Regions from separate parts of the Homo sapiens genome. Here region 1 is linked to region 2. The links are chromatin contacts, found by Hi-C in ENCODE. All regions are on one chromosome and are shown on one strand. The core of a region is the stretch at or near the end of the contact, and the rest is flanking DNA. Distances in the headings are between cores, read along the strand shown. Region 1 overlaps ERC1 (ELKS/RAB6-interacting/CAST family member 1). Region 2 overlaps ERC1 (ELKS/RAB6-interacting/CAST family member 1).

What was found. Hi-C counts contacts between places; a loop is a spot of excess contacts on that map.
Region 1: a map of Calu3 shows a loop between it and region 2 (2.0-fold over the local background). The contact joins two enhancer-like sites. A Hi-C loop is called at or near these places in 1 of 168 maps with a recorded cell type or tissue (Calu3).

The regions. Positions count from the first base shown.
Region 1 is chr12:1,215,521-1,220,035 of GRCh38, reverse strand. The region is part of intron 12 of ERC1 (ELKS/RAB6-interacting/CAST family member 1); the gene reads right to left. Among named protein-coding and RNA genes, the nearest start is that of ERC1, 230 kb to the right of the region's middle. Within about 2 kb of position 2,800, at least 6 of the 41 ENCODE cell types and tissues checked have a DNase peak (open chromatin) inside an H3K27ac peak, as active enhancers do.
Region 2 is chr12:1,348,030-1,352,410 of GRCh38, reverse strand. All of the region lies in intron 15 of ERC1 (ELKS/RAB6-interacting/CAST family member 1), which reads right to left. Among named protein-coding and RNA genes, the nearest start is that of LINC00942, 150 kb to the left of the region's middle. Within about 2 kb of position 2,055, at least 6 of the 41 ENCODE cell types and tissues checked have a DNase peak (open chromatin) inside an H3K27ac peak, as active enhancers do.

The sequences.
Region 1 (4,515 bases), core at 1,551-4,050, 130 kb after region 2:
GTATATGGAAGGGGAGGTTGTGGTGGGGTTACAGGGGTGGCAAGAAGCCATAGGATACAGAGCCTAAGCTGTGGAAGGAGCTTGGGTTTCACTGTGTATGATGGGAGAACACAGGAAGGTTTTAACCCAAGGGGTGACAATGTCTAAGAGTTCAGTTCAGGCCAGGTGCGGTGGCTCATGCCTGTACTCCCTGCTCTTTGGCAAAACCCTGTCTCTACAAAAAACACAAAAATTAGCCAGGCATGGTTGGTGTGCACCTGTAGTCCCAGCTACTTGGGAGGCTGAGGTGGGAGGATGGCTTGAGCCTGGGAGGCAGAGGTTGCAGTGAGCCGAGATTACGCCAGGCTACTCTAGCCCGGGTAACAGTGAGACCCTGTCTCAAAAAAGAAAAAAAAAAAAAGAGAGTTCAGTCTGATTGCTACAGAGATGGGACTAGTACAGAAGTGATATAGAAGCAGATAGCCATTGGAAAACAGCTGCAGTAATTTGAGCAACGGATAATGGTTCATAGAGAGAATCGAATGGAATCATTGAATTAAAGATACATTTTTGAGGTGTGATCGGGCTTACTAATAGATTTAACGTAGGGAGTAAGAAAAATCAAGGATTGCTTGGTGATTTATTGCCTGCACAATGAGTGAATGGTAGTACCATTTATTGAGGGTGGGAAACTGGGGAAGAAGAGGTTTTGAAAAAGGTGGGCCAGATCAAGAGATCTGTTCTGAGTAAAACTAAATTTGATATTTAACTAAAGACATTGTGTAGGTAATAAGTAGAGTATTCTGGAGCACCTTGTATATTATTAATTTGGTAGCTATTGCTGTGTTTTTGATAATGAATGCCTTAGACTTGAAGAAGTCTGAGGCCAGGCATGGTGGCTCATGCCTGTAATTCCAGCACTTTGGGAGGCCAAGGCGGGTGGATCACCTGAGGTCAGTAGTTCAAGACCAGCCTGGCCAATATGGTGAAATCCTGTCTCCACTAAAAATATAAAAATTAGCCAGGCGTGGTGGTGCATGCCTGTAATCCCAGCTACTCAGGAGGCTGAGGCAGGAGAATTGCTTGAACCTGGGAGGCAGAGGTTGCAGTGAGCTGAGATGGCACCATTACCCTCCAGCCTGGGCGACAGAGTGAGACTCCATCTCAAAAAAAAGAAAAGTCTGAGAATATATATATATATGTGTGTGTGTGTGTGTGTGTGTATATATATATATATGAGAATAGGACTGAGAGTGGAGCCTTTTAGAGGTCTAGAGGAAAGTGGCAGAATCAGAAACACCACAAAAGGAATGACAGGTGAAAGAGGGAGAAAATAAGGAGACACTGGTATCAGAGATACCAGAAGAAAACAGTGTTTCAAGGAAGGAAATGTGTAGAATGATGCTGAAAGGTAAAGTTAAGATGGGGCCATGGAAGTGATTTCTGTATTTGGTAACATGGATATTTATGATAACTTGACAAGAGCAGTTTCGTAAGACTACTAAAAATAGGAGCCTGATTAAACAAACTTGAAGAAAGGTAAGGAAAGGCAGATAGCAACTACAGTCAATTTTTTAAATAAGATTTGCTGAGAAGGGAAGAGAGAAACAGGGTGGCAACTAGAATAAGACATCACATCAAGAGAACGATTTTTTTTAAGACATTAAGTGGAACTCTAAAGGCAGGTTAGTACACTTGTGAACAAGGAGAAAGCAAAAATTTGAAAGGAGGGAGAAGGATAATGAGGGAGAAGCATCTTTAGGTTGGGCAACTGGGATAGGATTAACAGAAAAGGCAGCAGAGGTGAATTCAGGAATAGTGGCACTATTCAGGCAAAGGCTCCAGGTATAGATGCAAGTAGGCTGGTAGATTTGATGAGGAGACAAACTGGGTAGCATCCAATTATTTTAATTTTCTCAAAGAAATATCAAGTGAAGCCAGAAACTTTGAGTGGAGGCGAAGGATTTGCAGATTTGATAAGAGAACAGAATGATACAGTCACCTCTGAGGATGGGAAATCAAATCTAATAGTCCTCTTAATTAGGACTGCCTGCAGAATTAGGAGCAATTTGAGATCTGTGGCCATAAATTCAATGTGAGACCAGTCTGCAAAGCTTTGTGACTCTTCTTGCCCGGTAACATAAAGCTGCTCAGGGCAGAGGCAGTGTAGGAAGACACTTGCTTTAAATCAGGATTGAGGTTTTGCAAGCAAGTGTGACAAAAGAGAAAAGCAAGTAAGTCAAGGGGATTTAGAAGGGAGTAATTATACTGCTGGACCATGAAATCTGACCCGGGTAAGGAAGGAAGTGTGAGGCCATACGAGGTTCAAAACAAACAAAAAAAAGTAGTAGGTTGTTGTTTCAAGGTCCTAATTAGATGCAATAATTGGAGTGGAGACGAGAGTAAGTGAACTGGGAAGACAGGAGGTGTTGGCCAGAGCTGAATTGTATCTTTCAGTGTCACCATTCCAAGGTGGAGAATTCTGACGGGTAACAATCTGTTCCACATTTAGAGGCAGGTTTACTCTACCCAGAACAGCTACACAATGCCCTAAATCAGAGAAATGACACTGTCTAGGAATGGCAGCAGGCTAGAGGAAAAGCAAAGCAGAGAACCCATTCTCACATACCACAGCACAATTTATAGAGCTGTTTTTCCAAAAGAGTCATTGTCCATTTCCCAAACTGTGTAAAGATAAGAATCTAGTACTGCTGGTACAGTCAGAATCAATTTATAAAGTCTGATAAAACAGACCAAGGATATGACACAATGCTATGACTGTACTGTGCCAAGAAATCTGAAGGTGTGGCTGAGAAATAGAAAACCAAAGAAAACCCTGCCTTAAAACGCAGGCTTGGCTTTTTGGATCTATGACAGAATAAATATATTGTCAACTTTTTTCACTGTTTAAAAAAAGGAGGAGAGGGAATACTTTTATGTTGTTCACTTCTGGATTTCTTGCTGATTAATTCATAATGACAGAGGAAAGCACGGAGCACTTTTATGGAGCAAAGCACCCATTTCTGTTAAGCATTATCATAATTTTTATCACTGTATCAAACAAGACATACAACCTTACACTTCTAAGTAAAATGTTCATAGTAAGAGAAATAAGTGTATATAACCTCTTCCTCTACCTCTATTATTTTCTCCCTTAATTGTATTATTATTCTGCAACACTCCCACTTCATTTAATTTTCCTCTCCCTTTCATGTTTCTTGTTTATATGCCTCAGGCCTCACAGGATCAACCAGGGATTCAACCCTTCTTGGTAGAAGTCAGACATATAGTGGTTGCTAGCCCCATGACTCTGGAAAAGTAACGTACTAGTCTGAATAGACAATATGGCCTTTTATTTCCTATTAACTTGTTTCACTCTTCCCAGCTGAAAAGTGTTTTTGTACATATCATTCCATTTACTCCCCCCGCCCCCCACCCCCCATCCCTCCTCCCCGACCCCACCAAGGCTATGTCAATGATGAAAGTTGTGAATGCTACAGTTGAATTACACTGCACCAATAGCATATGAAAATGCATATGCAGGAATAATATGCCATCCGTATTTCTCCACCTGGTGATTTCACAGGGCTCAGCTTAAAAACTAATTTAATTTGGACATTTCACTCTAACATGCATAATACAGAAGTAACAGCTGGAGGCTAACTGTGGGAAATCAAGGCATAAAATCATTAATAAAAGCAGATCTATTAAGTAAATGATAGTAACACCTTTTTCTGTGCAAATAAATATTAGTGATCAGAAAATCTCATATGTAGTTTTCTCAATAAATGTTAGTTAAAATAAAATAAAAATCATTAAATCAAATGGGTAGAATACTATTAATCGCTAAAATATCCCAGTGAGATGGGAGAGAAGAATAAAGTTACGAGTTTCTGATTTCATTATTAAAGGATGCGCCTAGAGGAAAAGAACGGAAAGAAGGAAGGAGAGGGGGAGACCAAAAAAAAGGTAACTTGTAAATCTGAAAATTTGGGGACAATTTATTTTCATACAAAAACATTTACATTCCATTTCCAAATAGTCTTTAACCAATAAGATTCTGGTTTTATGTAAAACATGACTTAATTTACAAAGATTCCATATGCACACAATTGAATTATAAAAGTTGTTTATATTCCCACACTTTTTGCTTTTTTTGGATTCACACTAATTACGTAATAAAATCCATATTCCCTTAATTAGCACTAAAGGTCTTTAACAATAACCTATATTTTTAATATTCCCTCATGCAGTAAGCATGAGGAAAAGATTCTTTTGTTTTTTTGCCTTTTCAGATGTCTTCATGTCCCTGCCCTTTCCCTTACCCTGTCTTTGCCGAGCATAAGAGCATACATGCACTCATTCTGCAAGAAGAAGCTTAAATGGCAGTATCTTGGCAAAGCTTTCCAGCACTCCCCTAAACAGAACTGATTCCTTCATCTCCATGAGCTAAAGGGTCTGTATCTAGATGATAGTATAATATAGTATAATTATAAAAGAAAATATTTTCTAGATCCACTGATAAATTGTAATACT
Region 2 (4,381 bases), core at 806-3,305:
GAAATTTCTCATATTCCCCCAATACATGCTGCCTTTCCCAGTGTCTTTTTACTCCTTTTCAATTAAAACGGCAGTCTCTTAAATCCCTTTTGCCCTTGCTGGTTCAGCTCAGTTCAGCACACATTTATTAAATGCCTTCTATGTGACACGGCTCACAAGGAACACTGAGAAAACTAGGATGGGTACTCAATCTTGAAATGCTATCCTGAGAAAGCTCCCTAAGCAACAGGAACAGGGTGATATGATGAAGGCTTGTGGTAGGAGGAGCCTGGTGAGCTCTAAGAGTCCTTGAGGCAATAAGAAGGTTAAGGCCTGGTGACTCTTGAAACTCTGGGGAGAATTGGGTATTTCAGAATGCTGTGCTGGGTTAAAGCTGGAGGCCTAATGGATCCTTGGGCCCTTCAAAGCAGTATATACTCAGCAGTGATTTACTTACCAACCGTTTAACCATTATTATAAATAATGTACCATTAATTTATAAATAATATGTGTTTAAATATTCAAATATTAAGAGAATGAGAAAATAAGACACAGAATGGGAGAAAATACTTGCAAAAGATACATTTGATAAAGGACTGTTATCCAAAATAATACAAAAGATACTTAAAATTCAACACTAAGAAAATAAATGATCTGATTAAAAAATGGGCCTTATGATACACTGCATGTATTAAAACATCACTATGTACCCCATAAATATGTACAATTATGTTGTATCAATTAAAAATTGAAAATATTATAAAAAACAAAAATAAAACAAGATAAAAGGAAGAAAATGCACCAGAGACCTTAACAGACACCTCACCAAGGAATATATACAGATGGCACATAAGCATACAAAAAGATGCTCCACATCATACGTAATCAGGAAATGCATATGAGAACAATGAGATACCACTACACACTTACCACAATGGACAAAATCCAGAACACACACTACCAGATGATGGCAAGAATGCTGAGCAACAGGAATTCTCATTCACCGCTGGTGGGAACGCAAAATGGTACAGCACTTTGGAAGACAGTTTGGCAGTTCTGTACACAACTAAACATACTCTTAAGATCTGGCCATCGCACTCCTTAGTATTTACTCAAAACATAGAAATTATTTGAAAAACATGGGCAACACTTTATAGAAATAAATCGAAGAGAAAATATCAGTGACAATAGGACTAGACTATATTTCAGAGCTATTCTTTAGATTTGTAAGCAGTAAATCAAAGACTGGATAAACACAGCACACAAAAAGTCCAAGGATATCACTATGGTGTGGATATGGTTTGTCTGTCCCCACGAAAACTCATGTTGAAATTTGATTCCCAGTATGATGGTGTTGGGAGGTGGGGCCTGATGGGAGGTGTTCAGGTCACAGGGGCATGAATCCTTCAGGAATGGCTTGGTGCTGATCTTGTGGTAGTGAGTGAGTTCCCACTCTGACAAGACTGCATTAGGTATTGCAGGGAACAGATTAGTTCCCAGGAGAGTGGGTTGTGATAAAGCCAGGATGGACCCTCAGGTTCTCCTGTTTGCATGTGTCCCCTTCCCCTTTGACCTTCTCTGCTGTTTTGTGACGCAGCATGAAAGCCCTTGCCAGAAGCCAGGGCCATGCCCTTGAACTTCTTAGCCCACAGAACCATGAGCTAAATAAACCTTGTTACATTATAAATTATCCAGGCGCAGATATTCTTTTATAACAACACACAACAGACTAAGACAGATACACTCTAAGGAGGATGAACTTAATTAGCTCTAGAACTGTAAGTCCCTATAAAACAGGAAGAAATCTTGTACACGACATGAGCTCCTGCTGGCTCTGTCCTACCTGACTTCACGGATTTATGGCAGTTTCCCAGTTAAAGGCCCATCCCATAGACCATGTGTGGCTTACATATTTGCCATTCCTACTGTGGTATGGCATAAATAAATCATGAGGCTTGGGTCAGTACAGCCAGCCTGTAAAGTGATTCATGGAGCCAGAAGTACCATCCCCTAGGACTGTGTACTTTATTACAGTAAACCTCAGAACAAGATACAATTTCCTGACTTAAGAAGCAGGCTTTAAATCAGGACACCTGGACAGCCTTGGAACAACTTAAAAAATACAATAGGTCTCAACCCACCACTGTGTCTCAGTGCTGGCCTCCGCCTGCCCCAGGCCTGTTCTTTTAACACTAGATACTAAATTCAGAATGAGTCCCTTCTGAGTCAATTACTGTGGTGAGAACAACAGAATAAACTGAACGCATCCCATCCTCTTATCTCCATTGTTTTCTGTTTTTCCCTGACTTCACTTACCCACTGAGGAAAATAACATCCCCCATGATGAATTTTTCCCTCATCCTTTAAAACTCATAAACCAGGAGGAGCCCCTTTTGGTGCCAAAAGAAGAAAGCACAACACTGTGAACCTGGTTTCCCTCCTCAATAAGGAACAGTAGAGTGGACCTGGAGACAAAGTTGTCAGAGCATTCTCTGCTTAGAGACCTAGGCTGCAGTCAGTGCTATTTTATGTAAATTACATGTACTTTAAACCAACACTGGCAAGAGTGCCATACTCTTGTTTAGGAAAGCTGGAAGTCTAACCAGTTGTAAAGGTTATGTGTTTGATGAACTCCTAAAAGTTTTTTAAGGTCTAAGTATAATCAAGCTATCCTTTTATGTTCTCAACTCTTTGAATAAAATGCTGGAAGCACCTAAAACGGCCAACACATTCCAAGGTATCAAAAATAACTTTTTTTTTTTTTTTTTTTTAGACGGTCTCACTCTGTCGTCCAGGTTGGAGTGCAGTGGCATGATCTCGGCTCACTGCAACCTCTGCCTCCCGGGTTCAAGCGATTCACCTGCCTCAGCCTCCCGAGTAGCTGGGACTACAGACGTATGGCACTATGCCTGGCTAATTTTTGTATTTTTTAGTAGAGAGGGTTTCACCATATTGGACAGGCTGGTGGTCTTGGACTCCTGATCTCATGATCTGCCCGCCTCGGCCTCCCAAAGTGCTGGGATTACAGGCGTGAGCCACTGTGCCCGGCCAAAAAGAACTCTTTTTAAGCCAAGATCTCGAACACTTTTTAGCTAGGACAAAAAGCTATTAATCCTAATCAATCTCACTTTACGGATTTACTGAAGCCTTGAAGCCAAAGGTCAGTCACATACTAACACTGTTTTATGCTTCTTCTTGTAGAAACCCTGGAGAAAAACAAGTGTTGGGACTCTGTTATAAACACGGAACTGACTCCAGTGTCGTCGTTTTCTTGGGGACAACTTAGGAAAATTTCTTTTCAATAGACGTCTACTTGTTGAATATGTTTTGAGGACATGTAGCCAACAACAGACACAAAAAAGACACAGTGCATTACTACATTCCTTTACAATAAGAACACGGGACAGGAGAAAATATGAAGTCTAGCTCAGCCTCTTCACACCTCCCCAAGTCATCAAAATGATTGGACTGTATAAGCACATGAGGTGTGCAGAAATACGAGCATGGCAATGGGAAGAAAAAGTATATTGCAAAAATCAAATCAGAAATATTTCAAGGCTTGAAGCTTTCCAGTGAATCATAAAACAGAGGAAGGAAATGAATATAGGAATGCTCAGCACTTACCAAAAAACCTACATTCCGGTGACCCGTGTATTTTAAGAGACACAGGTCTTTGTAAGTCCTGAGTAGGAAATCTTGTTGCATTATATTGTGAGACATTATACTTTTTTTTTTTTTTAGATGGAGTCTTCACTCTGTTGCCTGGGCTGGAGTGCAGTGGCACAATCTCGGCTCGCTGCAAGCTCTGCCTCCGAGGTTCAAGCAAATCTCCTGCCTCAGCCTCCCGAGTAATTGGGACTATGGGCGCCTGCCACCACGCCCAGCTAATTTTTGTATTTTTGGTAGAGACGGGGTTTCACCATGTTGGTTTTGGCCAGGATGGTCTCGAACTCCTGACCTCAAGTGATCTGCCCGCCTCGGCCTCCCAAAGTGCTGAGATGACAGGCGTGAGCCACTGCGCCTGGCTGGACATTATACATTTTTTCCCCTTAAGCTGATTCTTCATCATTGGCCATACAGGCAGTGTATGGTTCACTAAGTTTCCTAAAAAGAATTCAGTAACAAAAGTTCTTTAATGAATAAATATAAACACTTTTGGAAACAAGAGTAGCAGACATACTCTTTCTTAAAGACGTCTGGTTCACTTCTTATACCCGTATTTTGCTAGGAAAGAAATCGAAACCAGGAAGAGGCACTGGTAGATCATTTACACTGGTCACATAGTGGTTCCTTATTAGCAAATGCTACCAACCTTTGTAGCATGCCAGACAATGTAAATAAACACTGCAGACAACACATTGTAAAATGTACCACACTCTAGAGAATCAACTAAGTGGAGAGA